Regions from separate parts of the Homo sapiens genome. Here region 1 is linked to region 2. Evidence: chromatin loops called from intact Hi-C (ENCODE). Cell type or tissue: Caco-2. All regions are shown on one strand. Links, peaks and the distances in the headings refer to the core of each region. The heading gives the core; the rest is flanking DNA.

Evidence for each region. A loop is a pair of places that touch in the nucleus more often than their neighbours do. Peaks named below come from ENCODE experiments on the same cell type or tissue, not always from the same donor. Only the 100,000 strongest peaks of a DNase experiment are listed, where the experiment ranks them.
Region 1: a loop joins it to region 2, with 7 times the contacts of the local background. A loop is called at or near these places in 5 of 110 quality-filtered maps.

What each region holds. Positions count from the first base shown.
Region 1 is chr6:11,268,929-11,284,696 of GRCh38, forward strand. It overlaps a transcript of NEDD9 not described here. Among named protein-coding and RNA genes, the nearest start is that of NEDD9, 44 kb to the left of the region's middle. RefSeq lists a silencer at 8,468-8,762 and enhancers at 8,660-8,729, 8,830-8,879, 8,890-8,989. In Caco-2, for the core only: no CTCF peak of the experiment used is centred there; DNase peaks (open chromatin) are centred at 6,783 and 8,523.
Region 2 is chr6:11,428,852-11,444,619 of GRCh38, forward strand. All of the region lies in intron 1 of LOC105374928 (a long non-coding RNA gene), which reads left to right. LOC105374929 (a long non-coding RNA gene) reads left to right here. Exons shown (of 3, transcript XR_926485.3): 3 at 450-709. Among named protein-coding and RNA genes, the nearest start is that of TMEM170B, 100 kb to the right of the region's middle. In Caco-2, for the core only: no CTCF peak of the experiment used is centred there; DNase peaks (open chromatin) are centred at 5,890 and 6,210.

The DNA of each region.
Region 1 (15,768 bases), core at 4,090-12,089, 160 kb before region 2:
AAAAATGAAAATTAAAATGGGAATTTGTGAACTTAGAGAGGTCAAGTATCTGAAATTTCTTATTACGTAAAAGTGCTATTTTCCTCTCGTCTTAAAACATTTAACAAAAAACCCAAACGTTTGAGGTTAACTGCAATTCAGTGAAGTTAAGCCATTCACTACAAACAAAGTACCTGTTAAAGGTTTTGGGCTGGAAGTGAGTGATGGCAGTGCAAGGTAAACCTTCTAAGAACTTCTGCTCCTTCAGTTCTGCTCTGGACTTTGTCTGGTTAGGTGACAGGTCATTCTAGCTGCTGTGACAATAAATTTCTGACTTTCTCTGGTGTCTTAGGCTATTTAGGGAGCTGCAGAGAATTTGGGGATGAGGATTGAGAGAACTATAGCTATGCTATTTGTTTTGGTTTTCTTTTGTAGAGCGTGGAAAACCTTTATTTTACAACATTATTACCAGATTTATAGTCAATCTAGTTTATGGACTATTTCATTCACTAAACACTAATATCTAAGTTGAGATTGGCAGAGGGGATATCACAGACCTCCTTGGGTATCTGAATAAAGTATGACTTTTCTTTCCAGAAAATGCATACACAAAATTGCATACAAACTTAAATACAGGTTTCCAATTGCCCTTATGGGGCCATGCACTCAATTAAATAACTCTTTTTTTTTCTTTCTGGTGATTTCTTTCCTTTTTAATTCATACAAAATAGATATATGTAGTTTCTGGGTTGTTTCGGTCTGTCATTATTTCCAAAGATAAATTTAGTTTGTAATAGTAAAATGGATCACTTATTAATTGAGTTGTGCCAGGTTAAATACCCAAGGGTGTTCTGCAGAATAATCTCTTACTTCCTCTGAATTAAACCTAGAGTAAACCATTAAAAAACAAACAAACAAACAAACAAACAAACACTCTTGGGCGGATGCGGTGGCTCATGCCTGAATCCTAGCACTTTGGAAGGCCAAGGCGGGTGGATCACCTGAGGTCAGGAGTTGTAGCACAGCCTGGCCAACATGGAGAAACCCTGACTCTGCTAAAAGTACAAAAATTAGCCGGGTGTGGTGGTGCGTGCCTATAATCTCTCAGCTATTCTGGAGGCTGAGGCAGAAGAATTGCTTGAACCCAGGAGGCAGAGGTTGCAGTGAGCCGAGATCGCATCACTGCACTCCAGTCTGGGCAACAGAGTGTGACTCCTTAAAATAAACAAACAAAAAATCCACTCTCTTGTTGATAAACAAAGATAAAACACTCTCCTGATGAAAGGGGTTTGCCATAGGGCGCTTTCTCGCATTCTGTCAACTTCAATTAGCAAGCAAAGCTACAGTGTTCATTACCTTAGATTACAAAATAGTAAGTAGTGATTAACTGTAATTAAAGGGAGCTAGAATTACAGTATCACCAAATGCAGGCTATGTGGTTTCTCTCCCTCCCCTCAACCTTTTTTTTTTTTTTTTTTAAATGTTCCAGGGATCTCAATATATCTTCACAGAGTGATTTCTTGCCCCCGGCTTTTCCTACCATCCCAGGAATAATAGCAACACTTATCTACCTAAAATAAACAAGCAGACACTTTTATGACAGCTGGAGACCTTGAACACACTTGGCCATGGCTTATCAGCCTCCAATGACGTAGTCGTGAAGCAAAGAACCTCTTGGACCCTTAACTTTATCACTAATAGCAACATCCCCAGCAGCCTCACGTCCGCATACAGGAGCTGGCAAAACCCTAGAAAGCAGCTGCTCTAATGCTCTCATCTGGTTCAGTGAAGTTACTTAACACAGCACTTAGAAGGGTCTGTTTCTTTCCATGCAGATACCCTCATTAGTTATTTACGTTCAGTCTAGCAGGACAGACAAACCCAAAGAGACAGTTGAGGCTCCAAAGAGGGAAGTCAAAGAAAGAGAACTGCTTGAGGATTTCAGGGAAGGCTTCTAGGAGGAGGTAATGCCTTAGCTGAGTATTGGAGGAAGCAGAGGAGTTAGATGACTGGAGAAGGGAATTGGGGGTGGGAAATGCAGAATTCCAATCCCAGGTGACGGCACAGGCAAAGAGGAACCGCAGTCAAGTATCACTCTTTTTTGGCCCATTCTTCAAGTTCAGATTCCTTTATTTACTTTTTTTGAGACAGGGTCTCACTCTATCTTCCAGGCTGGAATACAGTGGTGCTATCATAGCTCACTCCAGCCTCCATCTCCTGGGCTCAAGTGATCCTCCCGATTTAGTGTCTCAAGAGTTGGCACCACAGTTGCCACCACACCTGATTAATTTTTTTTAACCTTATTGTTTTGTAGAAATGCGGTCTCATTTTGTTGCCCAGGCTGGTCTTGAACTCCTGGCCTCAAGTGATCCTCCCACCTTGGCCTCTCAAAGTGCTGAGGTTAGAGAAATGAGCCACTGCGCCTGGCCCAGATCCCTTTGCTGATCCATTTTCCCTGCTTCAGCTGCCTTTGGCAGAACAGAAAGGTCTGCTCAGGCAGTGTGAAGCTGGCCTTGTTGCAGAAAGATCTGGTAGCCTGGCCAAGTCTGGTCTTAACAGTTAGCAGGTGCAATCTGAGCTCTTGCACTTCTTGGAGGGCAACTTTCCAGCAAGAGAAGGGCCAGTAGGTTCAGTCTAAGCAGCTACAAGGGCCCAGTGTGGGGAGGGAGTAAACATATCCAAGGAATTGAAGAAATCAAGATAAAGTCTTGGGCCTCAATGGCTTCATCTTCATAGTCCTGCATTAAGTTTACCCCATACTTCTGTGTTTGGAAGGAAAAATGCAGTCTTGACATGGCGACATCAACTACATGTGGCTGAATCTGCAGCTTCATTCATTGGGGAAGTGGTATGTCATCCATTCCAAGGTTTTGACTTCCTCTCTACCTCTGCTCCCTCCTCTCCAATCTCAGCCATTTTCTCCAGCTGTTGTTGGTAAAGAAATGATAAACACGCACATAGCTGAAGTATGACAATATTATACAGAGCTGCATTTGGGCCCCTGCTATGTAAACTAGGCTCATGTATTGAAAAACCACAATAAGCAACAAGACACATCCCTTCTCTGAAAGCATGTTTCCGTCTAGTTCTCCTATCAAGATATTTTCCCAAGCACTTCTTAGGTGGCCCCACCACAGAAGAGAGCTGTCATATCAAAGGACAGCCCGGTGCAGAACTCGTGTGCCAACTCAGAGGACTCTCTCCCTCTGCTCCTTTCCATGGGTGCTGAGCCTGGGGACTTGGTTTACCTTTTCTCTCGTGCTGCAGATGAGGATCTCTGTGTCTGAAGGATTACTCATTATGTGCAGAAAACAAATCAGGTCTTGTCACTCCCTCCACCTGCAAATCTGTCTTCGTCTATCACAAATGGTAGTTCCTCTTGCTTTCTAATGTTCCATAGAAGAGAGGGGCGACTCAGTACAAGATGTAGAATTCACAGTCAGTACCTGACAGATGTTATACTTTTTAAAAAATTCAAACAAAACAAAATGATCACCTTCTACTTTTAAGGTTTCTGGCTACATGCACATTTGAACGCAGCTTGGTCTAGATTTGCTTTTTACATTTCTCTTTCATTGCAATGTTTCAAATTAAGGTAGGATGTGTGAGCAAAAGAAGGGGCAAAAGAAGAAGGAGAACGCTATCATCTGATGAATTTATTTCAAGATCGGTAACTGGGAAAATTCTCGTTTTGCACTAATAGTAGAAGGTGTGTTTCCTTTCCCCCACCTAACCTCAGATTGCTCAGTTCCTTGCCTCCCCTTCCACCTGCCTTGGTGTGCACAGACCCTGGAGGTGTGGGATGAGAATGGAGCTGCAGAGGAGTCTCCAAGGTGCAGAAAGAAAAGCCATGCCTGGGAGCCGCAGTTGGAAGCATCATTTCTTTGTTTTCGGCTTCATCCTGGTCACACTTCATTGCATTCTCCAGTGTGCAAACGGAGCGTTGTTTACCCATACAGATATTGGGTGGTTGTTGTTTTTATATGTTCTTCATAGCTGTTTGCTGGATTTTCCTCTGTCTTCTTCCCAGTTTGATTAATCACTTCCCTCTTGACCCTGAAATCATCAGCCTGTCTGTGCCAAAACACCGCCTCCCACAGAGATAGGGTCTGGTGAATATATCCGTCACATAGCTCTGCTTGTTTTCCAGTCTTCGTGATTAACAGGGACAAGTGGCTCTGTGCTGGCATCTGAAAAAAAGACACTCCTATTGCTTAACCGTTGCCCAGTTTAACTCACTTGAGGAAGTGATTTCTTGGGAATTGGCTAGGTGAAGGTTTATTGAAAGGAGTGTCCAAGATTATGATATTGGGAATTAAATAGCCAGGCAATTAACCATCTACTTTTCCTTATGTGAGTGTACTTTACCTAATAGATATATTCTTGAAAATGTGTATCCAAGTTGAGATTAAAAAAATTATAACTAGCACAGAGGTATCAGTTACTTAAGACTCTGGTTAAAATGAACAATTTGTTTGTAAATGAATAATCCCTCTCTAATTTAGTTTCTATAAAAACAAGCATTCAAAAGGGTTGAATTTGCTGAAAGCAAGGGCAACCTGAATCATGACAAGTGCCACCGATGCTGAGGTGCGAACGGCCGGGGACTGCGCCTATCTGTGTGCGTTCACCTGTGTTGCCCTCCACACAGTCCCCGCCTGTGGTCTAGCCTTCTACTCCCTTTCCGGCCGGCAGATTCCGTCTTGCCAGTGGCTTGATATGACTTCATTTATTTGAGGTTGTGAGTCAATGTTATCAAGATCCGAATTACCCTGGGCATTGTTCATACAATGGAAGGCCGAAATGGACACCCATGACATGTAGGGCAACCGTGAGTAGAGCCTCACTCAATATGAGATTGTTCCCTGGAAAATTCCTGTGTTCACCCGACAGCAAGTGATTCAGATGTCAAGATTAAGGAAAACGACTATGGGGGTGGACAGGTACTTTGACGTACTCTGACCTCTTTTTATAGGATTGGTTTCTTCTTCATTAGCATTTTCCCAAGTCGAGCAAAGAAATGTTGCCTACCTGAATGTCACGTCAACATCCAAATGTGCTTTTCCTCTTTCTAATGAAAGAATTCAGCCAAAGGCTGCAATGAACATGCTACGAGATACTGTTTCCAGGCAAAATCCAAAAGTTGTTTTGAGACCAAATCCTTTTTCCACTCTCTCTCCCTCTCTATGTCAAGCCCAAGAACCAGATGAGAATTGGAGTTAGTATTTGTTAGGAGCTTTTTGGAACATACCCTCATTTGCACATATCTCAATTTCCAAGTTTTACGGAAGTAATAATAGAGTATTTTGTTATAAAGGGGTATGGGATAGGGCTAAATGACCTGGGCTGTCCCTGTGATCAGGGAGTGTCCATGTCTTATGTTCTGAAGGGTGATGTGGGCCCCACTCTTCAGATTCTTCCCTGGACCTGGAAGGGGTACCCAGTCACATCTCACTCACCTGGCCCTCAGTGCAGACAGGGCTACAGCTGGTGCCACACTCTGGGCCCCTTTCACCAGGCTGTGAATGCTGTAGATCAACCTTGGTTTCTCACAAGCACCCCTAGGTCTATCCTTGCTCTCTGGGAGTATTAATGCTTTCCTTATTTCCCACTAATCAGTTATTCAATCAACTCGTTAATCCACTTCTGGGCCTGCTGGGCACAGAGCACTGTACTCTCTGTTGGGAACTGTACTCTCTGCTGTACTCACTGTACCAAGCTGAATAATACCTACTGCATCACAATAATATATGACCTCAGACCTGTTAGAATTGCTATTACCAAAAAATAAAGCATGAAAAAACCAATGATGTGTGTTGGTGAAGATGTGAATAAAAGAACCCTTACACACGGCTGGGGAAAATGTACACTAGTACAGTCCTTATGAAAAACAGTAGGGAAATTCCTCAAAAAATTAAAAATAGGACTACCATATGACCCAGCAATTCCATTCTGGTCTAGATATATACACACTTCTAGGTACAAATCTAAAGAAATGAAATCAGTGTGTCAAAGAGCTCTCTGCACCCCCATATTCATTGTAGCAGCATTGACAAGAGCCAAGTTATGGAATCAACCTAAGTGTCCAATGGATAAATGAATAAATGTAGATGAATAAAGAAAACGCAGGACATATAGATAGTAGAATACTACATATCCTCAAAAAAGGCCATCTTGGCATTTGTGACAACATGGGTGAACCTGGAGGACATTTTGCTCAGGGGAATAAACCAGACACAGAAAGACAAATACAACACGATCTCACTTACTTGCAGGCTGTAAAAAAGTGGAACTCATAGAAGTAGAGAGTAGAAAGGTGGTTATGAGAGGCTAAGGTTGGGGAGAGGAGGTACAGGGATTGAGGAAATGTTAGTAAAAGGATACAAAATTTCAGTTAGGAGGAGTAAGTTCAGAGAATCTATTGTGTGTCATGGTGACTATAGTTAATAGTAAAGTATTGCATACTCGAAAATTGCTAAGAGAGTGGATTTTAAATATTTTTACCCTAAAAAAATGATATATGTCAGCTAATGCATATGTTAATTAGCTTGATTTAGCCATTGCACAAACATTCAAAAGATCATGCTGTACATCATAAAATATACGCATTTCTTATTTGTCAATTAAAATACATACATACACACACACACACACACACATATATATATATACAAAATTTTTTTTAAAAGACCTCCTGCATGTTCTCAGCTAGTGAATGGTCTAGCAAGGAGGCCGACATGCCCACAGGCAGCAAGCTCAGCACTTTGTCAAGGGTGCTAGGATAGAAACAAGCACAGAGCAAACAGAGCAGGTGTGACTGATGAGTTAATGGTTTACTTGTATTAATGCTCGTTCAGTATAAGCTGCAAGCTGGGAAATTCTTCCAAGCCACTCAAATCACTCAGCATTGGACTTTTGCTTTTCTGGTGACACATCTACTCAAACTGGGGGAGGATGTTCTTGTAGTTATTGGCTTTGCTAAAGCAGCACCCACATTAAAAAAAATGAGAACCGAAGATAGGAAGCACATGTTTCAACCTCCTCAAACGGGAAGTTAGATTCTACTTTAGATAATCACTACTTTAAAGTGTTTTAATCATAAGAAATCATCTCAAGACATCATTAGATACTGATGGATCAATCTATAGTAAATTTGTGGAGATGTCATAAATTCAAAATTTCAAACAATACGCTAGATTTGGAAGTGGGAGACATCTTTCAGTTGTGCAAACAGAAACAGAGATAGATTAAGAAATCTAATTAAAACCTCCACCAATACCAATTAAAATGGAAATTACCTGGGAGAAAATGAGTCTTGATTAAGAGAAATGCCTGTGTTACAGATTTTTAAATGCAAGTTAATTATTATTATTTAGCTACTACTTAATTGGCATTCATTCTATGCTAGCCTGCATTATTGGCTCTGTGTGTGTGTGCATGTATGTGTGCATGCGTGTGTGTGCACCTGTGCACGTGTGTGTGTGCGTGCATGTGTGTGTGCACGTGTGTGTGCGCACGCGCACACATGCTGAGTCTTCTCTCCTTATCTAAAATGTAAGTTCCTTGAGGGTAGGGATTGATGGAATTCCTAGGGCCTAGAACAGGGGTTTGCAGGGAGTGGGTACACAGAGGGTGCTGCTGTTGCTGCTACTCACGCTTTTGGCCCACCTGAACCCAAATCAGTGCTTAAAATTCTGCCAAGTCAAACCTCATTAGGATTTTTTTTAACTTCAAACCCAGCTCTTTCTGGAGGTCCTGGTTCCCTGATTCTGATGCTTTTGCAGAAGGGCATCTGAGTACCAGAGGGGAACAGGATTGGTTCCACCTTCTCTCTTTACTCAGGAGAGCACAGTAGTAACATGTGCCAGGCTTCCAAGGGAAAACAGAGCCAAATAGTGGCCATTATTATAGCATAATGCATATGTGATGGGAAAGAGGGATTCAAAGGAATTTGGAAGGAACATAATGGAGGAACAAGGATGAATAGTTCAATTAGATCCTGGCAAAGGAATAGCTCTTTGGTTACAGGATCTGGAAACAAACAAACAAACAAACAAACAAACTAGTGATGGAAATGAAAATAGAGTCACTGCAGAGTTTCCAAGGCAGCGAAGCAAGTGTACCAGCACAGTACAAGAGGGCTCTGATGCCCGGGGGGTGCATCTGGAAGTGACTAATTTTCATTTGTAATATGGTGCAGTGGCAAAGCATGGGGCGGAACTATCACGCTGCAAAGACATCCACTGGGAAAGCCACCAGCCACTCTGAGCAATGTCTCTTGTCCTTACACTTAAAATGGAAGCTGCTGGAAGAAAAGGGTTTCTGCCTCTACTTACACCACTGAGTACTTGATAGGTAGTGAGACTATGGTTTTGGAGAGCAAATGTAAACACAGCCAAGAATGGCTACTTAAGTCAATAGTGGGAGGTTGGAAGAATGAAGCTTTTATTAGACAAAAGGTCAACATTCATGAGTGAGAAGAGAGAGGTGGCGTTTGGGGGTGGGGAAGTGGTGGAGGAAGAAATTCCAAAGCATGTTACAAATGGGGCTCAGGAATGTGTTTCAATTAGCAAAGGAAGTGAGCTAGGAGGTCTGAGTTCTGACAGGCATGGGCAGGGGGTGGAAAAGAGACAGAGGCCAGCTGGTGAGAAAAGGCTCAGAGAGCAGCGCGAACTAGTCCACAGGGATGAGGCACGTTGCCCTCAGCCCTGAGATTCTCAAGGAGGCTAGGACATCTTAAAAAATTGGACTTTTGCCCATAGCAGTGTTGAACCATCTCAGTTTGGTGCTAAAGGTCTGTGGTGGAGGCACATTTCTTCCAGCATGTGGGAACTTGAGGGGCAATTCTCTTTCTGATTCTACAGCGGATGTTGTGTAGCGTTCACCCACTCTAGGGCAATAGGGACTTTCTTTGGTGACTTCCCAGCTACGGAATGATTAGTAATAGCTAACTCGGCTGGTTCTTCTCCATTTGCCTGCCTCCCACCCACCCAGATTCATTCTCTTTCTTCCTTTGCCTTGCCTTGCCTCTTGAGAAGCTGAGCCTGAGGGCCACTTCTTTTCCACTCCCTGGCTTCTCACTGGATCCAGCCAGCGGGAGGGAGGCTCCTGCAAGAGGTCGGAGGCTGGAGGGAGAATGGGAGTCGGGTGCTTCCTCTCTGCTGCCTCCCTGCTTCTCTCCACAGCCTCAGCTTTCCCTGGGATCTCATAACACATCTTCTTCCCCTCCCGCTTCCTGTCCAGGCTAGTCAAGCTTCTCACTCGCCAGCCTCTGGGAACCACAGTAGCCTTGAATTGCGCTCTTTTCCCAGTTCGCACCTCTGCCTCTCCTCCTTGTTCATCTGAAGCGAATTCTGTACCCTGCCAGACCCTGCCTGTAACGCTGACTGTGCTGAGTGTTGTGACGTGCCAGACCCTGTCCCCAGCCCTCTCTGTGCACTGACTCACTGAGTCCTTCCAACACTTATAGATGAGGCTGGTGTTCAAAAAGGTTAAGATACTTGCTCGAGGCCACAGAGTTGAGGTTTGAACCTAGGTAATTGAGCTCTAGACCCCAAACACTTAACCACTGGTCCTTTCTACCTCTCTCCTAGCTTGAGGTCACATTGCTGAGGTACAGCTAAGAATGAGAAAGTTGCAGATTCGAAGAGCTCAAAATACATGCCAAAGGTTTATACACTAAAGCTTATTTGTAGGAAAATCTCTCAGATCATATTAACTCTTATTTTGTGCACAATTCTAACAGATAAGATACTGGATTTCCCATCTCAGTGGTTCTCAGCCTTGGCTACTCAACACAGTCACCTGGGGAGTTGCAAACTGTCCTCTTGCCTAGGCCAGTGAAAACACAATTCTGGAGATGGGACCCAGGAGATTTCAGCATGCTGCCAACATTCAGAACCACTGTCCTAGCCCACAGCGGCAATTACTAGAAGGCAGGGATTACAGATGGACAGGTCGGGAGATGTAAGTAAAGAGTAGCAGCTGACAGCTACACAAAGGGAGGATAAAGAGTTAAAAAAAAAAAGCAGGGGGAAAAAGGTTCTGATCTGGGTTCATTTAATGTCTGGGCAAACTACCCCTAGGTCTGCAGACATCTTATTATTTTTATTATTACATTATACTCATTATTCTGAGCCAGTTAAAAAATAGAAATATTGTCAATATACTTGATTGAAGTAAAGGCAATAGATACCTTTTGGAAAGTTGTCTTCACCCTAAAAGGCTACATCATTAAGGATATTCTTTAATAGGGTGAACTTGAGCTATCTGGAAGATTCACTTAAAATATGATATTTCCAGCTGATCTGTTGATGCCAAATAAATGAGGAATTGCTGCAGGACTGCAGATGTTTGTCAGAATACTCACACCTGCTGACTTTCAGCAGATGAGAAGTTCACTTGCTCCTGATTCATGCTCACAGATGACATTTTCATATTTCTTGGCCCTAATGCGGGTGCTTGGACAAACACTAGAGCTCCCCAGGCCATGGCAAAAACAGAGGACGATGCCAGCGGCGCGTTCTCCTGGAAACGGTCCGCGGCACCGGGAAAAGCGAAGGCTTCGTGTGTCTCAGCGTGGGCTGCGGTCTCCCGGTTGTTATTGTTGGTTGTTCTTTTTGGACTGGGGTTGGAATATTCCAACAATCTGTTCCTGACAGAAGACCAAACAACTTTTATTTCTTTCTTATGTTTCTCGTGGCTGGTCTTCTTGTTTACATGCTTGCCTGCGAAAGCTGATGTTGTGATGTGAGGATGGCTCGCAGGATATCAAGGGTGGCTCAGGGCTCCCCCTTGCATTAGTTGAGAAGCCGGGGCCAGGCAAGGGGAAATTCAACAATTGCCATTCCCACTGCAAACAAACAGCTCTCATCTCCTCCCGCTCCCCGCACCCCTGAAACTCCATTGCTGCTTATTCCTTCCCTCCAGTTCTTCAAGGACTCTAGCACTGTTTTGCGTTATCTTACCTTGAAAACACAGATTTCAGCATTAGCTCACCTTGAAAACAAAGATGTCCCAGAGAAACATCGTGGGTGGCTCCCGGGAAAGGTCTTGCAGCTACAGCCTTGTCCAGGCTCAGCTCCTGCCTGGGCAGGATTCTCATCCTTGGCCTATTGACATTTGGGGCCAGATCATTCTTCATGGTGGGGGCTGCCTTGTGCATTATAGGATGTTTTGCATCATCCCTGGTCTCTACCCTCTAGATGTCAGTTGCATGCCTTCCACCATTTTTGACAGTGAAAAATGTCTCTATTCATTGCCAGTGTCTTGTGGGGGATGCAATTACCTCCAGCTGAGAAACAACATGCCAAGGGGAAGATGTATGGAGACCTTAGCTTTCCAATTCCATCAGACACTGGGTACCCTGGGGCCAAGGAACTAAACTAACATCTCAAGGTTGTTCACTCCACCACTTGGCTGTGAGGTGTGTGGGCTGTTGTCCTCTATCTAAAGTATTTTCATGTAAGTGAAGAGTTAGACCTGTTTTGCATGGACCCTGGATTGACTGGGAACTTTCCAGCAGTCAGAACTGGCCAGGGGAAATGAGCAGCCTGAGGAGTGGCTGGCCCCCACCATGGGGAGGACTGGGTGTCTTCCATTTGCTCCTCCGGTGCCATCTCCACCCTCTTCTCCCCTGCTCTGCACCCCAGAGTCTGACCTGCAGTTATTCCACTGGGCGGCTCCTCTGCCCTTTGGCTTCCAGTTGAGTGGAGAAGGAAGTAAAGTCTGGACATTTTCCCCTGCCTCTCCCATCCGTACAAGGCCACTGTGGCTTGGCTATGTCCCTCAACCAATGGTCTTGACTCCTGTTGGGGGCCCCACGCTTGGAGCCCTCTTCTGCCTCCTAGGCATGGTGAGGGAGGTTTCCCTGACACTAGCCCTGGCCACTGCATTGCCCTTGGTGTTTGCCAAGCCCTGGCCTCACTTGTAGCTAGTCCTGGCATCAAATCCTCTGAGTTCCTGTTACATTAGGATAATCTGAGTGTGTCCTGTATGTCTTGCTGGGATCTTTTCTAATACAAGAAGTCATGGGGATTTTATATTGAGGATACATGGACCTTCAAGGCCTCTTTGAACCCACAGATTCTACGACATGCATAAGCATTCAATGGTTGCTCAAACACTAGCCTGAAAAGGAAAACCTTGTCCTCTTGGCTGAGAGATAATGAATATTTATTCATAACTTCCTATATTTGTATCATTGCTGTGGAAGAAAGATAGGCATGTTTAGAATGCCCAAATGCTTGTGTTGCAGATGGTATCAGTTGTTGAACCAAGAACTACCCTTTTAAGTCTTCTTTCTTGCTTACAGAACCCTGACTTCTTCCACCTTCCTCAGAGCAGCCATGTCCTTTGAGAGGCCCTGGGCTCTTCCCCAGCCCTAAAGTGTGATATCGATTTCTATCATTCTGCCTTCCAGGATTGTCGTAGACATGGGTGCATGGTACAGTTCTGGGTTCGTTGAAAAGATAATTATGCAGGAGGTTGCTGGTAAAGTTTCTTCACTCTTAGAAAGAGACACAATGAAAGGCTATTCCCTTTATTCCACCTCTGGACATTGGTGTGAGAAGATGTGATATCTGGAGCTACAGCAGTCCCCCCGTTTTTTCTTTTGTTTTTATCTTTTTAGAGACAGGGTCTCCCTGTGTTGCCCAGGCTGGTCTCAAACTCCTGCACTCAAGGGATCCTCCTGCCTTGGCTTCCCAAAGTGCTGGGATTACAGGCATGAGCCACCACACCTGGCCAACAGGGTGGCAGAGCCCAAAGATGAAGAAATCTTGGTCCTTGATATGTTTGAGCCAATGAGATAACCAACCTCAGGATTACTCTTTTTTTATATATTTTTATTTTTATTTTTATCTTGAGACAGACTCTCGCTCTGTCACCCAGGCTGGGGTGCTGTGATGTGATCTCGGCTGACTGCAAACTCCTGGGTTCAAACAATTCTTGTGCCTCAGCATCCTGGGTAGCTGGGATTACAGGCACACACCACCCCAACCAGCTAATTTTTGTATAGATAGGGTTTTGCCATATTGGCCAGGCTTGTCTAGATCTCCTGGCCTCAAGTGATCCACCTGCCTCGGCCTCCTAAAGTGCTGGGATTACAGGGATGAGCCACTGTGCCCGGCCCTCAGAATTACTCTTCTCAGAGAATTATATTATGTGACATCATGAATGCTTTTATTGCTTAAGCTATTTTTGGTCAAGATTTCTGGTACTTGACCTGTAGCACAAGGTACTTTAATACATGGTTTCAGGTGTTCATCTCCTTTAATTCAGTAATAAATAGTAGAGATTAAAAACGCCATCTGAACCTCTCAGCGACTTTTGCTCACTCCCTCCTTGGAGCAATTTTACAGTTTGGCTTACATGTTACCATGCTTTCCAGATACTCCTCCGACAACCCTGGCTGTTCCCTCTCACTGTCTTTTCTTGGATGCTCCTCTTCTCTTTTCTAGCAAGTCACCACATGGTGCCAGTGCCATGGCTTTAATGGCCATGCAGACAGTGATGACCACAAACGGAAGTCTCTCTAACCTTGACTCTTCCTCTGAAGCCCAGCTGTGTGTATACAACTGCCTGCTCAACATGAACCCTGGATATCTCATAGACAATGCCAACTTCACATGTCCAGAACAGACTTGCTGTCCCTCCTCCAACCTTCTCCATGGTTCTACATCTCAGTAAATGGCATTCTCCTTTGCTATAACCAATTTTAGAGTCATTTTTTACTTTTTTCATGGCATGGAACCTAAACCCTACATCCCATCCTTCAACATATATCACATATCTGTTTCTTGCCTCTTTGACTACTACCTTCCTTGTTCATCTAAGCCACCAATATCTCTCTCCTGAGCTACGGCAACAGCTCCTCGCTGGCTGTCCTGCTTTCCCTCTGGCTCCCTGGTGATCTGTTCTAGGTATATCGGCCCAAGTGATTTTTCTAAATAAGGTCAGATCTTGTCACTTTCCTTCTGGAACTCTCCAGTGGTTTCATATCTCGCTTGGAATATACAGAAAAGTCGTTATGATCACCTACAATGCCCTATATGGTTTGGCCTTTGGATGCCTCTCCAGCGATCTCTTTATTGCAACCATACAGGCTTCTTTTATTTTCCTCAAACACTTTGAGCAAACTTCTACCTTATGACCTTGGCATTTGCCAGTCCCGTACCTGGAATGTTCTACTAGCTGCCCAGCTGTCGCCTCACTCACTGTTTTCAAGTCTCTATTCAACCATTGCAGCCTCAGAAAGAACATCCTTAAATACTCTATCTAAACTAGCATTCCTGGCATTCTCCATCTCTTTACCCTATTTTATTTTTATTCTTGAAATCCCTTACTCCTTGACAACCTATTACAACCTTTGTGTTTATTTGCTGATTACCTGTCTCTTTGGCTTGGATATAAGCTTTGTGGGAGTAGGGATTTTGTTTTGTTCACTACTGTGTCCCCTGCTCTTAAAACAATACCTGACCATGGTGAGAGGGTGGTCAGGATTTGCTGAATGCATGAATGAATGAATGAATGGCTCAAATGCCATCCTGTTATTGTAGATCAGGGAACTTGAGTAGAATCTTGGTTACAGAGGAGGGAAAAAGGCATTTGAGACCATTAGATTCCAGAGTTTTCCTCTCTAGCAATAGTCACCACATGGATGATGACCTCACCCAGTGCCATGGCTTTAATGACCATGGCAAACTCTTCTTGCAAGAGAGGAAAGATTTGGGATCTAATAATCTTGAATGCCTCTTTCTTGAATCTTGAGTGCTTTTCTCTTTCTATTACTTTAATACTGTCTCCTACACACAAAGGTTAATGATTGCTTTTCCTTCAAAGATAATTCGTATTTTTATAGGGAACAAAGTCATCAAGCACAGAAATGGATTTCCAATTAGACAGATTGTGTCAGCAAGCCAGGAGGGAGGGTTCACGTGTGTGTGTGCAAGGGTGGATGGTAGTAGTGGTGAGTGATGAGAGGCACACAGAGCCTTCCTGGGTTTGGAAATCATATCACAATATAAAACCAGTCTAGTATGTATGAAAGGTGATCTGGTCACTTCTTTACTCTAGAGAAAGGGCCAGAGTTAGTGTAGATGCATCCTTATGAAAATGTCATCTCTCTAAGGATTGCAGGAGCAATGAGGAAATATAATTCATACAATCTCCTCCAGGGTTTTAGACCTCAAGATAGGCCAGAGAGAGATTAAGGAAGCCAGTAGTAAAGCTAATTGTGGTGGAGATTTGCCTATCATGGTGAGATCCTGCATAGAGATGTCTGACATAGCATCTTAAATACAGCATCCAAAGAATGGAATGTTCCTGTTCAGGGTCAGGCCTTTTAAGAGCAAACCTACTGGCTGGGCGCAGTGTCAGTGGCTCACGCCTGTAATCCCAGCACTTTGGGAGGCCGAGGCAGGCAGATCACGAGGTCAGGAGATCAAGACCATCCTGGCTAACACGGTGAAACCCCGTCTCTACTAAAAAAAAAAAAAAAAAAAAAAAAAGTAGCTGGGCATGGTGGTGGGCGCCTGTAGTCCCAGCTACTAGGGAGGCTGAGGCAGGAGAATGGCGTGAACCCGGGAGGTGGATGTTGCAATGAGATAAGATCGCGCCACTGCACTCCAGCCTGAGCGACAGAGCAAGACTCTGTCTCAAAAAAATAAAAAATAAAAAATAAAGAACAAACAGACCTACTTCTAGCAAATTCAGTTCAGCTTCGGTTATTCAAAACAGTTGAGAAGCATACCTGAAGGTGTTAACCACTAGTTTGCTACATAAGCCAAT
Region 2 (15,768 bases), core at 2,809-10,808:
ATCAAGTGATTGTTTTCTGCATCAAATTTAGAATTCCGGTTTTGCCAAACACATCTCAGAGAAACAGGCTGGCCCCTGAGCCAGACAGCAGTTGTAAACATCTCTTCTTCCTGTTTAGAGACAGTACTGAATTCCAGAGCTGGACCTGTGAAATACCAGCGCTCCTCTCCCTCTAGGGCTTAGAAACGAATCCCTGAGGGTGTTTGTGTGTTTAGACTTCAGTGATGCCCAGTGCTGGTTGAGTGGTTAGCTCACCACACAAACCACCAGGAAAGGGGTTCAAAACAAGACAGATGGGACTTAGAGCAAAGGGAACACAATTACTCAACGGTCCAGAATCTCAATCCTAGAAGCCAAGTTATGGTTAGCCACATTGCTTCATTATTGACCTTGTTTTTTGGTACATATATTCTTTCTTGTACACTGTGTCTTTTTCTTTTTCTAATCAGCCTTCTTCCCACCAACATGGATTGTGCTGAAAGATGGCAAATACTTGTATGCTGACAGTTTTCTACAGCTTAAGACCCGGTTCTTGATGGGAGAAAAATAAACATCATCAGCTGCTTCCTTCCTAATAACCATACTATTTTAAGGGAACTTGAGATTTTGTTTATAAACTACACTGATGGTTATGTAACCAATGAGATCTATATTTCTGGCACATTTCCTTTCATACAGACTCAATTAAAATTTTCAGCCCTCATAGTAATCTTTACATTTTGTGGTTTACTTGACAACCTGGTGAACCTTGACATTTACCTGAAAGTCAGATATGCGTTTTAAGGTATCAGGAGAAAAAGAGTTTTCTTCTGAGGTAAAGGAGGCAGTGTGAGGTTGGTTTCCTGTCTTCAATTAGCATTAGATCATAGGTTTCTCGGCTGGGGGTCCCATGACATCAGGTGGCCAGAGAGATGGAGGAATAGCAGCTCATGAATCACCTGACAGCAGGGGGGATATGGAACAATTCTTTCAAGTCTAGCTGGGACTGTTAACACCCATGCCAGGAAGAGCTGTGTCAGTCTTCTGTAGCCCTGAGCTGGGCAAGGCAGTGGATTTCTGGAGAGGCCTCTCTTTGCATGCCTCAATAATAAAAGACTATCTTTGTCTTAGTTTGTTTTCTATTGCTATAACTGAATGCCACAGACCGGGTAATTTATTTTATTTTATTTTTAAAAGATGTTTATTTGGCTCATGGTTTGGAGACTGGGAAGTCCAAGGGCATGTCCACAGCTTTTGGAAATGGATTTCATGCTGCTGTACGTGGTAGAAAAGCAGCAGGCAGACGTGAGCACAAGCGACCGCAAGAATGAGCTGAGCTTGCCTTTAGAACAACACACTCTGATGAGAACTAACGCGTTCCCGTGATAATGGCATGAAGCCATTTGTAGGGCTCTGCCCTCACAGCCCAATCACCCCTGCAAGGCTCCACCTCTTCCTACTGTTACATTGGCAGTTAAGTTTCTAACACATGAACTTTTGGGAGCACACATTCGAACCATAGCCCATCTTAGGTCTCTAATTACACAGTGCGATCAGCCATGACTAGAGCCCTGCTAACTGATCACAGGTTTGATGAAATAAAGAAAGAGCAGTTTTGTGGTTTATTGTGATCCAGTCCATGGCATCCAGGTGAGAAATTCGTCAGTTCTGCACCATGCATTTATTTCTCTGTTAGTAAAAACTGCATTACAGACTGAATTTTTGTGTCCTCCCAAAATTTATATGTTTATGCCCTAATCTCCAATGTGATAATATTTGGAGATGGGACCTTTGGGAGGTGATTAGGTTTGGATGAGGTCATGAGGATGGTGCCGCCATGATGGGAATAGTACCCTTAGGGAAAGAAGAAAAGAGCAGAGCCTTTGCTCTCTCCTCCATGTAAAGATGCAGCAAAAAGACAGTCATCTGCCAACCAAGAAGCAAGCCCTTACCAGGCACTGAATCTGCTGGCACCTTGATCTTAGACTTCCCAGCCTCCAGATCTGCAAAAAATCAATTTCTGTTATTTAAGCCACCCAGTCTATGGTATTGTGTTACGCAAACCTAATCCGATTAAGACGAGCTATTTGGACCCATTGAAAAGGAAAGGGCTCATAGCCAACTCTTTTAAAAACCTTCCTCTCTTGTCTCCTTATTCACTTTTATGCACTTAAAATTTCTAGTATTTAATCAGCATCTTTTTATGCACGCTGCTATTCTCTTTCTATCTGTTCCAGTATCCTTTTCACCCTCCTGCCCATTTCCCCTTTTAGGTCATTGCCTGGCTACCTCTTACTGCATGTGCATCAAGACTCAGCTCAGGGCCGGGCGCGATGGCTGGCTCACGCCTGTAATCCCAGCACTTTGGGAGGCCGAGGTGGGCAGATCACGAGGTCAGGAGTTCAAGACCAGCCTGGCCAACCTAGTAAAGCCCCATCTTTACTAAAAATACAAAAAATTAGCCAGGCATAGTGGCGCATGCCTGTAGTCCCAGCTACTTGGGAGGCTGAGGCAGGAGAATGGCTTGAACCTGGGAGGCGAAGGTTGCAGTGAGCCAAGATCGTACCAATGCACTCTAGCCTGGGTGACAGAGCAAGACTCGGTCTCAGAAAAAAAAAAAAAAAGACTCAGCTCAGGTGTCTCCTCCTGCATGAAGCCTCCCAATGCCCTCCTCTCCCTCACCCCTAGCCTGGCCTGGATTCTACACACCCCCATAGCACCCTGTGTCACCTCCTTCCAAAGCCTCTATTCTCCTGTGCTTTATTTTTCACTCCCTCTCACTAGACTGTGGATTTCTCATTGAAGGCGGGAGTATGTGCCGAGCTCCAAGAGTAGAATCTTGAGCAGCAGGCATAAAAAAGTGTTTACCGAATAAAATGTGTGTGTCAGTGAAGCCCTTGGAACAGAGATCTTAGGTCATCAACACAAAGGGATGTCATTGTGCAAGAAAGGACCAGGGGGAACAAATGCCGGGCAAGGGCCACGGAGCAGATTAGAGTACAGCACAGATGTTCAAGTCAAAGTGGGGCCCCAAATGTTTCTAGAACCGTTGAGATAAAGGCAATGAAGTAACAGAGGAGTTTGGAATGGAACTGATTTTAGAAGCCCAGAGTGCAGAATCTCAGGAGGAGATGAATTTCAATATGGAGCATCAGAGACTGTGGAATATTTATCTATCTGAACAACAGCTCTTTCATGGGCTGAGTTGTGTCCTTGAGAAAGTTGAGCTGCTCTCAAGTCAAGCTCTTCTCAGACTTTAAGTTGGAAGATAAGAGAGGTATGGGGAGAAAAATGAGAGGCTGGAATTGGCACACACCAGAATTTTGCCTGGGCATTTACCATCCCCAGTCTCTCCTCCCCCCAAATCATGAAGCCTCTTTCTCTTCCGGGTTTGGGTGCCCCAGCAAGACTCCCAGATTCAAGAAGGCCATTCGTGTCTAACACATCTGCCAACAGGGAATGAGAACACCATATCCTCGCCCTGGTCACGCCCCTCCCTACTTGGGGTTTAGCTAGCCCACAGTTTCATGGGAAACTCTTGTTTCTTAGGATCTAAAGGTTAACTTGAAATTCGTTTCTGATGAAAAACGTAAGAAAACTTTGGAAAGCTGAGCTTGGGTGTTTTACCTTAGGTTAGCTTCCAAGTCCAGAAACTCTGCAAACTGTAAAAACTGTAGTGATGGATTTATGTGGTTCCCTGACCAATACAGATATTTGTAATAATAATAATAGAGGAAAAGATAGCACAGCCTCAGAATTTTTTCCCTTTACTCAGCTGAAAATTAAACCAGACAGGCAATTACTAAGGTTTTGCCATAATATGTAATATGTGTACACCGCATTTATGGCACATTACATCTTACATGGTTATTATTCTGCATTCTTCATCCAATCATCTTATTCCTTCTGGTATTTTTATGTGGTGAATGACTACAAGCTGAAAGTCAAGTGAGAAAGGCACTGGTACTGCAATAAAACACTGACTCAATAAAGAAGGGGCTATTTAAAATGTGACCACCACTACAGTGGACCACAATTGGGGATGTTGACAGTGAATTCTTGAAGACTGGAAAAGTACTAAGGTATTAAAGCACCATCTGTAATACTATTTTTACTGCTGTGACTCATTCTGTAATTCATTCTACTATCATGCCACAATTATAACTCATTCCTCTTTCTCAAACATCAAGATTCAATAGCTTTTTGAGTGCTTTTGTAATGCTCTCTGCACTTAACTAGAAAAAAAATCAAAAGAAGAGAATTTCATGTTAAAATAGAAATGTGATATTTAAAAAAATTTTTTTTTTAGATCTTGGAGAATGCTATTGTATATTCTGACCTATTATTAGAGGAAAAGGAAACAGTTCTATTAATACTAAGTATAAACTCAGATCTATTTGGAAAGCGCTTTCAACTGATTTTCTAAGTTGTGAGTCACTAGCTGTTTTTGGTGTTTGGTGTCATTTACTGGGAACTAAATTGAATCCTATTTTGGGTGTATCAGCAAAGATATAATGGATTATAGTAAGTCAGGCTTCTGTTCAGAATTTTTTTGTTCTGTTTCAAACAGTGTTTGGTCTATCTTTTCTTTCTTTCTCAATTCCCTAACTTCCTGTATCTTTTCTTTGGGAGCTAATGTTTTGTTTTCTTTCATTCATTTCTTTCATACTTGTTCTAACTTCCCACTTTTCTCTTTTGGAGAATTTAAATTATCACCACTCAGCAGTCTGGATTTTTCATTCTAAAGATAGAGCTCTGCCACTCAGCTGAGCAGGTGGAGGGTACAATTTGACTTCTTACATCTATTCTAAATAGTAGGATTTTAAGAGAGAGGTTTTATATTTTTTCCCCAATGTAAGAGAAAGTAGCCACATGAAGTATATAAGGGCCTAAGTACAACTTATTGGCATAGTAACATATATGTTATCATAATTTATATATGTTATCTATTATAATTACATATTCAACCCTATATTCTGACTTTGAGATCTAAAAATCAGCATGTATATGTTGTGAACTATTATGTTCTGACCCACCAAAGAGTAGTAAATGACAAAGGAATCTGTTGAAATATGCAACTTTTCCATAATTACTAGGTATAGTGAACTAGTTAAACAAAAAATGTAAGATCAATTATTTCCACTCTGTAGCTCGATGTCTAGTCCAAAGTGAGGCTCCAAAGGTCATACTGAATCAAACCACAAGAATAAACACATGATCAAAATGAAATACATAACTGCCTGTTGGAATAGACTTCTCTGGGCTGCTTACTTCTCTCACATTTTGTGAGTATCTTTAGGGCCAGGCTCTTCTCACCCTCTGGGGCATGTTAGTTGAAGACTTATTTTTGTCAACAGATTGTAATATTCTGAAGGCAGTGATTATGTTTCCTATTGCTTAGTGTCCTCTATAGGGCTAAGTGGCAAAGCTCTAAAAGGGCAGATGACCAGGAAATGTTTGCTGAATTGGAAAAATAAAACAAAACAATTCAAAGGAGGTGCTGGTGCTTCTTTACTTTACAATCCCAGACTCAGTTATAGAATGCTGGCCATAATCTCAGCAACCCAAGCTTGCTTTCTTTTTCTTTTCTTTTCTTTTCTTTTTTTTTTTTTTTGAGACGGAGTCTTGCTCTGTCACCCAGGCTGGAGTCCAGTGGCATAATCTCAGCTCATCTCAGCTCACTGCAATCTCTGCCTCCTGGGTTCAAGCCATTCTTCTACCTCAGCCTCCCAAATAGCTGGGATTACAGGCACGCGCCATCATGCCCAGCTAAATTTTTGCATTTTTAATAGAGATCGGGTTTTGCCATGTTGGCCAGACTGGTCTCAAACTCCTGACCTCAGATGATCCACCCGCCTCGGCCTCCAAAAGTGCTAGGATTTACAGGTGTGAGCCACTGTGCCCGGCCCCAGGCTTTATTTCAAGAAAGCATTCTTAAGAAGCTATGAAATGCCTCTGAAAATTCCTTGCAACCTTGGAGTAACTTGATCCGGAGCCTAGACACTTGATTCTAGTCCTTGATTTTCTTATCACTTTCTGTAAACATTGAATAAACTACTGACTCTGCATTGCCTTAGCAAACAGAGTTTGTGTACATACTGCATCATGGGGAGTTAACAAAACCAACTGAATTCACAGTGGCTGCTATGATCAGGACAACTAACGTGGTTGAACTAGAATGGATCTTAGGAAGTCACTTTTCTTTTGCCAGTAACACATGCATTCTTGTGCATGAAGCAATGTATGGCTGACAGCCATCAACTGAATTACTCAACAGCTCCTCTTTGGTGCAATGCACTGTGTTGGACTCTGATACCCTGAATTCTTGATCCTCAAGGCATCGCCAGGACATTGGACTTTAGGTAAGTTAGGAGTTCTTCTTGGCTGTGCTTAGGCATCCAAGGAGCAGTGTGTGGAGAAGCAAAATTCAAACAGGTGTTATAACAAGGAATTCAATTCTGTACAGCGTCAGAATCAAAGTGACTCCCACATCATGATCCAGTTTGAGCACTGCTCCTTGTGGGCTGTTTGGATACTTCCAGGTGATACTAGAACCCCCTGTAGATTCATTGAATGGAAAGAGAAAGGAATTTAGAGATAGCCAAACCTGGCTAAAAATTTTGGCTCCAACAATTACCAACTATGTGAGATTTTGAGCAAGTTGCTTAAACTCTTTGAGCATTAGTCTCCTCATCTACAAATTGGAAATTATGAGTTGTTGTTGTTATTAGATTAAATGGGATTATGCCAAAAAGCTTTTATTATAATTCATGCCATTTAGCAAACATCAAATAAAAGATAACTTTTCCTCTTCTTCCTTTCCCTCTCCCATCTTCTCCTCCTTCTCCTTGCTCTTCTGCTCTTATTCTTATTCTTATCCCTATTCTTCTTATTCTGTGTCTATACTGGGAAAAGTACACCAGCATGGAAGGCTACATCCATCTTGCATAGAATCAGGTGTGAGGAAGACCCTAGTCCTCTTCATGGCCTTGTGTGCATGCACACACTTATATGTAAAGGCAGGAAAAGGGTTTGAGGTAGAAGGGGAAGATGGCACAGATTTTTTGAGGCAGGGATACTATCTCACGCAACACACCACCTGAATAGCCCCCTGCCCAACCAGTTAACACTCCTTGAGCAGGGAGCTGGTGATACGCTGATTTGGTCTAATTGTCATCTCTCTTCAGTCTCTTCAATTCCTGTGCCCTAGGAAGGTATGTGGAAAGAGAGAGGCAGCACTTTACTAATGGATGATTCTGCATTCTCATAAAGACCATTCTCAAGTTCACAGGCTTCAGAGGGGTGCTGCCTCCAACCACGCCTCACCCAACCCTGGTCCCCTTCTGCTCACTCCAGGGGCCCTACCAGATGAGCTTTCTGAGATCCACATGGTCCAAGGCCTTTCTCTTGGCTACTTCATATTCTAAATGCTGGGGCAAGGAACACAGTAGAAATTAAAGATGGGGAACTTGGCAGACAGGAAAAACAATTCCTGTGTACGCCAACAATTTGTAGCTAGGTCACCAAATTTGAGCTGCAAGAAAGAGGTAGATAAACACAAAACTAGACTAAGAACACATTCATCCATTTATTAATCTATTCAATTAGTTAAGATTATTATTATTTAAGTTGTTATTAATCTGTTATTTAGTTAAGATTATCATTTGGCTAAGATTGTTCGCTAAATCCCTATAATTGTAATCCCTGCTGTAACAGACACTGGGCTAAAAGCTGAGGTTGTAATGGTAAACGAATCACATAGAACACCTACACTCATGCATTTATAGTCTGGTCTGGAATCTTATGGCCTTGATGAGTAAACATCCACTTGTCTAATAATATTTCAGCTACTAGTGCCGTGTAACAAATTATCCCCCAAGTTAGCAGCTTACACCAACCTTTGTATGATGCTCATGGCTCTGAAGTTCAGGAATTTGAACAGGGCACAGCATTCCCTAATGTCTGAGGCTCAGCTAGCAAGACTCAATGGCCAGGGGCTGAAATTACCTGGTGGTGTCTCTGTTCACTTGGCTGAGTTCTTGCTGGCTGTTATCTGGGAGCCCTGTTGAGTTGTTGCCAGGAATACCTACATCATGTGACCTCTCCAACAGGATAGCCTTAGGGTAACTGTGTCTCTTAGGTGGCAACTGGCTTCCCCTAGAGCAAGCATCTCAATAGAAACCGGCAAAAGATGCATGGCTTTTTCGGGCCCTGCCTCGAAGATCATTGGCCATCACTTCTGTCACATTGTATTGGTTATTAAGGCTGAATAGACTCCAGGGAAGGAGAATTTGAGTCCTTTAACGTCTGCTGCTTGCAGCTAATAATGAAGGAGAGGCAAGGTAGGAGCACGTGGGATAGGAGATAGAGCTGTGGACATCTGTAGAAAATGCAGTCTGCAAAAATGACAAGTGTTATGGTAGGGGAAGAGAGGGGAATATATGAGGAGCCTTAGTCCTCATTGGCAAAGTCAGTTAAGAAGTTTTCAAAGAAAATGTCCACCTAGCTGAGGACCAGTGGAAATTAACCAAACAAAAATTACATGTAACATAGTATTTTAAGCAGGTGAAACAACATGGGTGAAGGCCAAGGGTCTGTTGAGAGCCTAGGCCATATGTGGAACTGAAATAGTGTCCGTGTAGCTGCCTTATAGGGTATGAGGGTGATATGTAATCAGGGAGGGTGTGATAAAGTTGGTAGAAAGGAGTGTAGCCTAGTGTAGTGAATTCTTATAATTTTATGTTGTCTCAGCATCCATTTGGAATAAAAGTTGGACTTTTTCATACCCAAAATAGGGCTTCATCACCCTTGACATGGTTTCTAGTTCTCTGTCTTCTCAACTCCTCAAAGTGGTTATTCCAGATATTTGCCTTAAATGACCACCTCCTGGTGACCCCCTCCCCATGGGTCAGCTAGATACAACCTGCTTGACTCACCCCACTGACCCCCACACCCCACATGGACTGTGCAGTGACCACCTCTCAGTCACGGCACAACCCCACAGAGCTCATATCTGCTTGCTGTAAACCCACCACTTAGAACTCGTCATGGGAAACCTAACTGGGGAAGGCCCTGGACTCCAGTAAAGGCTTTGGCCCACAGGTGTCTCTGTGTCTTGCTCCCCATTTGCTGATCGTGCATGGATGTCCTGGATAGCTGCCTTCTTTCCATTGGCCCTGTGAGTCATGCTGCTCTGTGCTCTCTGGGATCTGTAAGGAATACACCGCTTCTGGTAGATTGTGTGTTGTTGAGTTGCTTCCTCTGTATCTCACTTGAGAAACACACCTGAACCTAACTTCTTTCCTGGTCAGAGCTCTCTAGAGCATGGCTATCTTGGCAGGAATAAACTGGACACGAGTTAGACAAGAGCACAAGGGCATCTTCCAGAATAAATGAGTTTCCTGTTTGAGGGACACCCGGTCACAGATGGGACACTTAGTCATGAGGCAATGAGCCAGGATAAAGAAGTACCCTGTGAAAGGCACGTTCTAAACATGCATGGTCAAATCCCCTGGAGCCCCATCAGCACAGGGCTGGAGTTCATAGCCACTCTAGAGATAGAGACCTCATGAGTAAATTAGAGAAAAATACAACATGTTGTGTGTATATGTGTGTGTGATAAAGAAATGAAGCTAGAGGTAAACAGTGTTTACCACATCATGAAGGTTCTGGTGAAACATACTATGGAGTTTGAACAATAGTCAGTTGGGGGCAGAAAGAAAACATTTATATTTTGAAAGGATATTATAGGCAGCATACAAATGAGTACAGGATTCAAATGCAATCAACCCTTAATTTTCCAAAATTCAAACTCTGTAACAGATAAAGATACTTATCCTGGCCATGAAGAAGAAAGTGTAAGCTGCTTGTTTGTCTTCTATATTATTATTTTAAAATTTTAAATGAAAAGTCCTCTTTATTATCCTAAAGAAGTATACTTAAAGCTCAGATACTATTAAATTTCCTCCCACTCCTCAACTTATAAGATTCACATATATAAGATTTTTCTGACTCCTATGAAAAGCATTGGTACACCTGAAATATTGCCCTAAGGCCTTACGTTAAGTATCATTTATTGCTACTATTATTTTTCATAAATATGGAGAAAATCTTCACTCCAAGAGAAAATTTAAATCCCCAGTCACCAGTCTCTTCTCTAGAAAGAATCAAACTTTCCTCAAGAAGCAAAGATGCTGAGTAGGAGATGCCATCATCATAAGACATTTGATGATACTGTGGTCTGCATGGCAAACGGCCTTTTACTCTGTGAAACCATTAATTTCCTGCACTGTGGTTCTCAAGTGTTTGCCTTCTTGGAACAATGATAGGAAGTTTCCTAACATAAGAAGGACTATGACGACAGCTACATGTTGCTCCTCCTAGATTTGGAAAATGTCCCATTGTCCTTCATGCATTAGATGGATCTAAAATAAGAAGTCTAGACAGTGGAAAATGTATGTAAGACTTGAGTTTGTTCCCTATTATTTAGTATTGTCAAATGGAAGTCACTCAGTAATCTCCCCTCTAATCAAAGCAGAATTGAGGAAGTATGCAAGAGTATAAAGTACATATGTAAAAGTAAGGTCATGAATCTTAGGCAGTTTTCCTAGTTCATTGTTAGCTACTTCAAGTTTTTTTAGAAGTAGGTAAGATAAAAATTATATGGAAGTGAAAAAAATTTTATTTATCAAGTTTGAAAGCAGCTTGTTTCTAATATTCAAGACCCTTCACTGCCCAATAGACTTTGATTATAGCCGGTAAATAGTTGGTTTAGTCGGTTTGATACTTTGCCAGTTGACGTGAGGCCACACCAGTCTATTTTATCTTTTACTATATCCCAACACAACAGGTGTTTTACACCCTTTTATTTGAAGAAACTTTGAGAAAGCTTACTATTCAGGCTTTGTTCTTCTTCTTACCCCCACTGGTAATATCCTACATTTCAAAACGAAGTAGTAGTGTTCAACTTTGTTCTTCTTTTCTACATTTTCTTTGGATACTCTAAGTCACTTGAATTTCTGAATGAGTTTTAGAATCAGCTTTCATTTTCTGAAAAAAAGAAAAGAGATAAAAAATGCATCTGGGATTTTGATTGAGATCATATTGATTCAACAGAGAGATTTGGGGAAAATTGATGTCTTAACAATACTAAATCCTCTGACCCAGGAACAAAGTCTCTTCATTTTTTCCCCTCTAATTTCTCAGCAAAGTTGCATCATTTTCAAGGCAGATATTTTGTCAGATTTATCCCTACTTATTTCGTTTTTTTTGCGCAATTGTAAATGATGTCATTTTTAAAGTTTTTTCCATTTCCAATTGTTCATTGCTAATTTATAGAAATACAATTAAATTTTGTATATTGATTTTATATTCTAAAATTTGCTACCCTAACTTACTGGTTCTAGTAGTTTTTTATAGATCACACTGACTTTTAAATATAGACAATTATATTGCCTGCAAAAGAAAAATTTTTCTTCCTTTTCAATCTTGATGCCTTTTATTTTTTCCCCTTGCCCTATTATACTGGCTAGATTCTTCAATACAATGTTGTATAGAAATGGTTGCAGCAAGCATCCTTGTCTTTTCCTTCATGTTTGGAGAAAGGATTCAGTCTTTCATCATTAAGTTTGATGTTAGTTCTAGGGGTCTTTTTTGTTGATGCCATTTATCAGGTTGAGGAGAGCCCTTTATATTCCTAGTTTGCTAAAATGTTTTAACAGGAATGGTGGTTGGATTTGTCAGAGGCTTTTTCTGCATCTACAAAGATGATCACGATGTTTCTTTTTTTGTTTGTTATGGTGAATTACATTAATTGTGTTTAAAATGTTAAACCACTCTTGCACTCCTGAGATAAACCTCACTAGGTCATGGTGTGTTATCGTTTTCATTTGTTGTTAGATTGACTTGTTAAATTTTTGTTTAGGATTTTTACATTTAAGTTCATGAAAAATATTGATACGTAGTTTTCTTATCTTACAATGCTTTGTAATGTCTTTATCAAGGTAATTCCAGCTTCATAGAATGAGCTAGGAAGTGTTATCTGCTCCTCACTCTCTGGAAATGTTTGTACAGAGTTGATATTATTTCTCTCTTGACTGTTTGGTGGAATTCACCAGTGAAGCCATCTGGGTCTGTAATTTCCTTTGTGGGTTTTAAACTACAAATTTAATTTCTTTCATAGATGGGGGTCTATGCAGATTTGTTTCTTCTTGAATGGGTTGTAGTAATTTGTGCCATTTAAGAAATTTGTTTAACCTAAGCTATCACGTTTATTGACGTAAAGTTACTCCTAATATTCCTTAGTATCCTTTTAATATCTCATATGGTTTGGCTGTGTCCCCAACCAAATCTCATCTTGAATTGTAGCACCCATAATTCCCGCGTGTTGTGGAAGGGACCCAGAGGGAGATAATTGAATCATGGGGGTGGTCTCCCCCATACTGTTCTTGCGGTGGTAAGTCTTCTAAGATGTAATGGTTTTATAAGGGGAAACCACTTTTGCTTGGCTCACTTTTTTTTTGGCCTGCTGCCATGTAAAATGTGCTTTTTGCCTTCTGCCAGGATTGTGAGACCTCCTCAGCCACGTGGAACTGTGAGTCTATTAAACCTCTTTTTCTTTATAAATTACCCAGTCTTGGCTGGGTGCAGTGGCTCGCGCCTGTAATCCCAACACTTTGGGAGGCCAAGGTGGGCAGATCACAAGGTCAAGAGATCAATACCAGCCTGGCCAACATGGTGAAATCCCATCTCTACTAAAAATACAAAAATTAGCTGGGCATGGTGGCACATGCCTGTAGTCCCAGCTACTCAGGAGGCTGAGGCAGGAGAATTGCTTGAACCTGGGAGGCAGAGGTTGCAGTGAGCTGAGATTGCGCCTGCACTCCAGCCTGGGCAACAAGAGTGAAATTCTGTCTCAAAAAAATAAATAAATAAATAAATAAATAAATAAATAAATTACCCAGTCTCGAGTATGTCTTTATCAACAGTGTGAGAGCAGACTAATACAGTAACTTGGTACTGGTAGAGTGGGGTGCTGCTGTAAAGATATCAGAAAATGTGGAAGCAACTTTGGAACTGGGTAATAGGCAGAGGTTGGAAGAGTTTGTAGGGCTCAGAAGAAGATAGAAAAATGTGGGAAAGTTTGAAACTTCCTAGAGACTTGTTGAATGGCTTTGACCAAAATGCTGATAACGATATGGATGATGAAATCCAGGTTGAGGTGGTTTCAGATGGAGATGAAGAACTTCTTGGTACCTGGAGTAAAGGTAACTCTATGTTTTAGCAAAGAGACTGGCAGCATTTTGCCCCTGCCTAGAGATTTATGGAACTTTGAACTTGAGGGAGATTATTTAGGGTATCTGATGGAAAAGATTTCTAAGCAGCAAAGCATTCAACAGGTGACTTGGGTGCTGTTAAAAACATTCACTCTTAAAAGGGAAAAAGAGCATAAAAGTTTGGAAAATTTGCAGCCTGGTGGTGCAATAGAAAAGAGAAAAACATTTTCTGAGGAGAAATTCAAGCCAGATGCAGAAATTTGCATAAGTAATGAAGAGCCAAATGTTAATCGCCAAAACAATGGGGAAAATGTCTCCAGGGCAGGTCAGAGACCTTTATGGCAGCCACTCCTATCCAGGAGAAAGAAATGGTTTTGTGGGCCCAGGGCTCCCCTGCTCTATGGAGCCTAGGGACTTGTTGCCCTGAATCCTAGCTGCTCCAGCCATGGCTAAAAAGGGCCAAGGTACAACTCAGGCCATGGCTTTAGAAGGTGGAAGCCCAAAGCCTTGGCAGCATACACATGGTGTTGAGCTTGCAGGCACGAGGAAGTCAAGAATTGACATTTGGGAACTTCCGTCTAGATTTCAGAAGATGTATGGAAACACCTGCATGACTAAGCAGAGGTGTGCTGTAGGGGTGGAGCCCTCATGGAGAACCTCTGCTAGGGCAGTGTGGAAGGGAAATGTCAGATGTGATTCCCCACACAGAATCCCCAATGGGACACTACCTAGTGGAGCTGTGAGAATAGGGCCACCATCCTCCAGACCCCAGAATGGTAGATCCACTGACAGCTTGCACTGTGCACCTGGAAAAGCTGCAGACAATCAATGCCAGCTCCTGAGAGCAGCCAGGAGGGAGGCTGTACACTGCAAAGCCACAGGGGTGGAGCTGCCCAAGACCATGGGAACCCACTTCTTGCATCAGTGTGACCTGGATGTGAGACATGGAGTCAAAGGAGATCATTTTGGCGCTTTAAGATTTGACTACCCCGCTTGATTTCAGACTTTCATGGGGCTTTTAGCCCCTTTGTTTTGGCCAATTTATCCAATTTGGAATGGCTGTATTTACCCAATGCCTATACCCCAGTTGTATCTAGGAAGTAACTAACTTGCTTTTGATTTTACAGGTTCATAGGTGGAAGAGACTTGCCTTGTCTCAGATGAGACTTTGGACTGTGGACTTTTGTGTTAATGCTAAAATGAGTTAAGACTTTGGGGGATGGTTGGGAAGGGATAATTGTTTTGAAATATGAGGACATAAGATATGGGAGGGGCCAGAAGTAGAATGATATGGTTTGGCTGTGTCCCCAACCAAATCTCATATTGAATTGTAGTTCCCATAATTCCCATGTGTTGTGGGAGGGACCCAGTGGGAGATAATAGAATCATGGGGGTGGTTCCTCCATATTGTTCTCGTGGTAGTGAATAAGTCTCACAAGATCTGATGGTTTTATAAGAGCAAACCCCCTTTTGCTTGGCTTGCATTCTCTTTTTGCCTGCTGCCATGTAAGATGCGCTTGTTGCTTTCCACCATGATTGTGAGGCCTCCCCAGCCACATGGAACTGAGTCCATTAAACTTCTTTTTCTTTATAATTTACCCAGGCTCAGGTCTGTCTTTATCAGCAGTGGGAAAACAGACTAAGACAATATCCATAGAATCTGTAGCTATGTCACCTTTGTGTTCATGATATTGTCCACTTGTGTTTTCATTTTTCCTGATCAGTTTGGCTAGAGTTCTATCAATTTTATTACCCTAAATAACTGAATTTGGGTTTTATTGATTGTATTATTCTGTTCTCTCATGGCTATAAATAAATACCTGAGACTGGGTAATTTATAAAGAGATTTAATTGGCTCATGGTTCTGCAGGCTGTATAGGAAGCATGATGTTGGCATCTGCTCAGCTTCTCGGAATGCCTCAGTAAACTTAAAATCATGGCAGAAGGTGAAGGGGGAGCAGGCACATCACACGACCATAGAAACATCGAGAGAGAGCAAAGGTGCTACGCACTTTTTTTTTTTTTTTTTTTTTGAGACGGAGTCTCGCTCTGTCGCCCAGGCTGGAGTGCAGTGGCGGGATCTCGGCTCACTGCAAGCTCCGCCTCCCGGGTTCACGCCATTCTCCCGCCTCAGCCTCCCAAGTAGCTGGGACTACAGGCGCCCGCCACTACGCCCGGCTAATTTTTTGTATTTTTAGTAGAGACGGGGTTTCACCATTTTAGCCGGGATGGTCTCGATCTCCTGACCTCGTGATCCGCCCGCCTCGGCCTCCCAAAGTGCTGGGATTACAGGCGTGAGCCACCGCGCCCGGCCTGCTACGCACTTTTAAACAATCAGATCTTGCAAGAATTCTCTATCATGAGAACAGCACCAAGGGGATGGTACTAAACCATTCATGAGAAATCCACTCCCATGATTCAGTTACTTCCTACCATGCCCCACCTCCAACACTAGGGGATTACAATTTGATGTGAGCTTTGTGCAGGGATACAGATGCAAATCATATCGTTGATC